Linked DNA regions of Homo sapiens: region 1 is linked to region 2. The links are chromatin contacts, found by POLR2A ChIA-PET in ENCODE. All regions are on one chromosome and are shown on one strand. The core of a region is the stretch at or near the end of the contact, and the rest is flanking DNA. Distances in the headings are between cores, read along the strand shown.

The links. ChIA-PET counts read pairs that join two places held with the same protein, here RNA polymerase II (POLR2A).
Region 1: POLR2A ChIA-PET joins it to region 2 with 11 read pairs in OCI-LY7. The contact joins two enhancer-like sites. POLR2A ChIA-PET finds 5 or more read pairs at or near these places in 2 of 52 experiments (OCI-LY7 and activated B cell).

Annotation. Positions count from the first base shown.
Region 1 is chr22:17,930,290-17,933,043 of GRCh38, forward strand. All of the region lies in intron 1 of MICAL3 (microtubule associated monooxygenase, calponin and LIM domain containing 3), which reads right to left. Among named protein-coding and RNA genes, the nearest start is that of MIR648, 49 kb to the right of the region's middle. Within about 2 kb of position 1,307, at least 6 of the 41 ENCODE cell types and tissues checked have a DNase peak (open chromatin) inside an H3K27ac peak, as active enhancers do.
Region 2 is chr22:17,170,240-17,173,029 of GRCh38, forward strand. No RefSeq gene overlaps it. Among named protein-coding and RNA genes, the nearest start is that of HDHD5-AS1, 12 kb to the left of the region's middle. RefSeq lists an enhancer at 926-1,427 and a silencer at 1,278-1,707. Within about 2 kb of position 1,417, at least 38 of the 41 ENCODE cell types and tissues checked have a DNase peak (open chromatin) inside an H3K27ac peak, as active enhancers do.

The sequences.
Region 1 (2,754 bases), core at 57-2,556, 760 kb after region 2:
AATTCCATTCTTGGGGATACATCCAACAGAGATGAATGTCTTATGTTAGCCAAAAGACAAGTAAAAGAATGCTCATTGCAGCTTTATTCATAATACTCAAAAATTGGAAACATTCAAATGACCAACAGCAGCAAAATGATAAGCTGCAGTTACAGTCACACAATGGAATACCACACAGCAGGAAAGAGGAATGAACTACTGCAACATCCAGCCACACCGATGAAACTCACAGATTAGTGCTGGGCAAGAGAGGGCAGACACAGGACAGAAAATACTGCACGACTCCATGTACACAAAGACAAGAACAAAGTTTATGTCTATGGTGCAGAAGTCGGCTCAGACAGTGGCTACCTGGGCAGGGCTGGGACTTGGGACCCTGATCTGGACAGTGGTGCTGTGTCAACTTGGTTAAGCTGGGAACTGTCTCCCAGGGCCCCCAGTTAGAGTCTGAGTTAGAATTGGCCACGCCAGGAAGTTCCGTAAAGCTTGGAAGGTGAACTGAAGCAGTGGCCATGAGGTGAAGGGCAGAGACACGGGCACCTGGAGGTTCCAGCCTGCCCCACTCTCCACACTGCGGCCAGCTCCTCTTCCTCACGCTGGCCCTGCTGGCCAATCACAGGCCCCAGGCCTGCCACCGGTCACTGGGCCGGGGACCCAACTGGACAGCAGCTTCCCAGAGGCAGCGCCTCCCAACGCCCCCTCCTCCGGTGGCTCCACCTCCGCAACAGACCGGGTTCCGGGCATCCCTGTGAGCTCGGGCCTGTCCAACCACACCAGTGCTTCAGGCGACCAGTGAGTGACCCCTCTCTGACATCCCCACCATCTGGACCCCCACACCCCCTGGTCCCCCAACTTGTGGAGAGTCTAATTCTTGCAATAAGTCCCTTATCCCTAACTCCCCTGACTAAACCCTGCTGGGTACACACAGATGTTCACATATATAAAAATTCAAGTTGCACACTCAAGCTTTGTGCACTTTATAAAATGTATGTTATACCACCATTTGGAAAAAAACTAAAAACAAAAGCCCCACAAGGGTATCGCATAAGTGGTCTGAGAAAACAGTGATCTGAGGGACCCAGCAGCCTGTGAATGGAATCTGCACCAGGCTTCACATACTAAGGAAGAACCACACACCACTGCTTGGCATCAGATCTGGCAGACAGCTGGGAGCCCAACGGGGTGTGGCTTCTGACCAGGACCAGGGTTGTGTGCTATATAAATAGCCAACAGGACACATGCTCCCTCCCTGGCAAACTACCAGCAAGCTACCAACTCCGTGGAACCAGGTCCAGAGTGACTTGTCCCTTCTGAAGGGACAGACTGACAGAATTCAATGTGCACCCTGAATGCAAGCTGAGTCTGGCATCCCCAAATGGGCAGAAAGGGACATGTGGAGGAAGGGCAGGGATGAGTCACAGATCCAGCCTGTGGCATTTAGAACCTGCACCAGCAGTGTTCTCAGATACCCTTCTCAGATGTGCACGCAGCTTTGCATGAGAAGATACCAATGAGGTGTGCACCTGAGCATCCCCACAGCAGCTGTGTGTCAGGCAGAGACCCATGTGTCTTGCCACCTTTCACTTCATTTGGCACATTATTTATTGAGTGCACAGTATATGTCAAGATCCGTGCTTGCAATTAAACTTACAGTGGTGAATGGAAACACAGTGCCTGCCCTTGGGGAGCTTACCGTCTAGTGGAAAATACAGACAATAAACAAGTAAGCAAGGAAGCACATAATTACAACCTATGGGTGCTAGAAAGGATATGCACAGGTGATGGTGACTTAGAATAGTAGGAGAGGCCCAACATTCAAATTCAGAAAATACAGAGAACACCACAAAGATACTCCTTGAGAAGAGCAACCCCAAGACACATAATTGGCAGATTCACCAAGGTTGAAATGAAGGAAAAAGTGTTAAGGGCAGCCAGAGAGAAAGGTCGAGTTACCCACAAAGGGAAGGCCATCAGACTAACGCGGATCTCTGGGCAGAAACCCTACAAGCCAGAAGAGAGTAGGGGCCAATATTCAACATTCTTAAAGAAAAGAATTTTCAACCCAGAATTTCATATCTAGCCAAACTAAGCTTCATAAGTGAAGGAGAAATAAAATCCTTTACAGACGAGCAAATGCTGAGAGATTTTGTTACCACCAGGCCTGCCTTACAAGAGCTCCTGAAGGAAGCACTAAACATGGAAAGAAATGATCAGTACCAACCAATGCAAAAACATGCCAAATTGTAAAGACTATCAATGCTATGAAGAAACTGCTTCAATTAATGGGCAAAATAACCAGCGAACATCATAATGACAGGATCGAATTCACACATAACAATATTAACCTTAAATGTAAATGGGCTAAATGCTCCAATTAAAAGACACAGACTGGCAAATTGAATAGAGTCAAGACCCATCAGTGTGCTGTATTCAGGAGACTCATGTACAAAGATGCACATAGGCTGAAGATAAAGGGATGGAGGAAGATCTACCAAGCAAATGGAAAACAAAAAAAAGCAGAGGTTGCAATCCTAGTCTCTGATAAAACAGACTTTAAACCAACAAAGATCAAAAGAGACAAAGAAGGCCATTACATAATGGTAAAGGGATCAATTCAACAAGAAGAGTTAACTATCCTAAATATACATGCACCCAATACAGGAGCACCCAGATTCATAAAGCAAGTCCCTAGAGACCTACAAAGAGACTTAGAATCCCACACAATAATAATGGGAGACTTTAACACCCCACTGT
Region 2 (2,790 bases), core at 167-2,666:
AATACAAAAATTAGCCGGGCGTGGTGGTGTGCATTTGTAATCCCAGCTACTTGGGAGGCTGAGGCAGGAGAATTGCTTGAACCTGGAAGGCAGAGGTTGCAGTGAGCCAAGATGGTGCCATTGCACTCCAGCCTGGGTGACAAGAGCAAAGACTTCATCTCAAAAAAATAAAAAATAAAAATAAAAAAATTAGGGAGGGCGTGGTGGCTCACGCCTGTAATCCCAGCACTTTGGGAGGCCGAGGTGGGCAGATCATGAGGTCAGGAGTTCAAGACCAGCCTAGTCAACATGGTGAAACCCCGTCCCTACTAAAAATACAAAAATTAGCCAGGTGTGGTGGCGCACACCTGTAATCCCAGCTACTCGGGGGGCTGAGGCAGGATAATTGCTTGAACCCGGGAGGCAGGGGTTGCAGTGAGCCGAGATCGCACCATTGCACTCCATCTGTGGGCGACAGAGCAAGACTCCATCTCGAAAAAAATAATAATACAAAATTAGCCGGGCATGGTGGTGTGCGCCTGTGGTCCAGATGAGGCAGGAGAATAGCCTGAACCCAGGAGGTGGAGGCTGCAGTGAGTTGAGATTGTGCCACTGCACTCCAGTCTGGGGAACAGAGTGAGACCCTGTCTCAAAAAAAAAAAAAAAGAGTTCAGAACAGTGTGGATACTGTGCTGCCTTTTATATGAGAGCAGGAAAAAATATATATATTTGCTTTTGTTTATTTTGCATAAAGAAACACAAGAAACTAAGCCTGGTGGGAGAATGGGTGGGATGGGAAAGAGGACAGTGGAAAACAGAGGTGGATAGAAGCCTTTCGAATGTGTTCCTTTTCATACTTTTTGAATTTTTGAAATGTGATTGTATATAGATTCATTTTAATTTTAAATGTAATTAAAATTTAAAATTCATTACGGCACTACTCTCTCATCCTGTACTATGGGCTCTACCCTTTTTTGTTTGTTTGTTTTTGTTTTGTTTTGAAGAGACAGAGTCTCGCTGTTTTCCCCAGGCTGGTCTAGAACTCCTGGGCTCTAGCGCCCCGCCTGGGCCTCCCAGAATGCGGGACTACAGGCGCCGCCACCACCCGGCGTCTACTCTAAATGCATAGAGGCCAGGATGACCCAAGGTCACCAGCGGCCGATGCTGCCTGGCAGGGGCTTGAGGCCGGGAGGGGACCCTGCGGACAGGCGAGACCATGTGTGATCTGTGGGAAGCAACTAAACCGGCGTATTCGCGGCAGGGGAGCTCTGTGCCGTCCCGCGGCCCCACCCCGCTCTGCCATGGGAAGCCGTAGCTTGGCGCTGCCCACAGTGACGCGAGGGACTCCGAGGGCACCCGGGCCGGGGTGGACACGGGAGTGGGCCCGGGCGCGGCCGGCAGGGGGCAGCAGCGCCGCGCCGCCCGCGCAGTTCCACAGGTGCGCCGAGCCTGGGGCCATCGCCTCCCTCCGGCCGCCGTCCCCAGCGAATCGCCGCCTGCGTTCTGCCGTTTCCCCGCCACCGCAGCCACCCGGGGCCCGGGGGGCCGCAGCCATCCGCAAGCCGCGGGGCGGCGGGACCGGGCGGGCCGCTAGGGACGCCGGACGAAGGGAGCCCGCGGGCGGGGTCTGGGCGCCTACATCCTTGCTCCCAGGGAGGAAGGGACAGGAAACTGAAGCTGTTTCCGGGGCTGACCCCGGCCAGAGAGAGCAGGGCTCGGGAGAGTCGGCGCGTCCCGGAGGCGGCGCCCCCTGGAGGCCGGTGTGCTTTGGCTCTGCAGCGGGGGAGATTAGGGGTGGAGGCCGACCGATCCCACTCAGCCAGGACTGGCAGGCGCCGGGAGCTCACTGGGAGGCAAGTGCCGACCCCCGAAACCCACTCCAGACAAGCGAAGAAAACAGCTCTGTGTCCCAGGACGAGCACATACCTACTGTCACCCACTGTGCGACCTGGAAGAGTTACTGACCCTCTCTGGGCCTTAATCAGTCATCAGAAACACAAACGCGTAGATAAGATGGTCTTTAGGCCTCTCCCAGCTCTGCTATTCTGTGAATCTAAGAAACTCTAGTCCCTCCACCAGTCCCCACCCCGGGCTGGCTTCGCTTCAGGGAGGCCTGGCTGAGCTGGGGCCCTCATCCAAGGTCTTTGCACGGTTCCTCAGCAAAGGTGTTTTGGAAGGCTGGGTCCCACCCCTTCCCGGCGGAGGAAGAGGCTATTGGCTAAAAAGCCTGGACAAATTCAAAACCAGCAGCTCGGCCCCGGTTTTTTCGGAGCACAGCCAAACCCAAATCACACCTCTGCACCTACCTAGCTCCAGAGATCTAGACAGCATTTACAGCCCCCAAATGTTATTTTTACACCCTTTCCAGGCAGGGAAGGACAGAGGAGGGTAAGCTATTTTTAGGATGACTGCTATTTAAAGTAACATACTGGCCTGGCAAGGTGGCTCTGGCCTGTAATCCCAGTGCCTTGGGAGATACAGGCAGGAGAATCACGTGAGGCCATGAGTTCAATACTATCCTGGGCAACAAAAGGAGACCCCCATCTCTATTAAACAGCCGGGCGTGGTGGTGCGCGTCTGTCGTCCCAACTACTGGAGAGGCAGGCTGAGGCGGGAGGGTCCCTTGAGCCCAGGAGTTCAAGATTATAGTGAGCTATGATCACAGCACTGCCCTCCAGGCTGGGCAGTGAGACCCTGTCTCAAAACAATAAATTAAGTAACCTAGACTATGTATGTGAAAATAATATTTCCAACCCTAGCATGCTGACTTCATCTGAGCTTACAGATGCATTTTCATACAGTCCTCCCCAA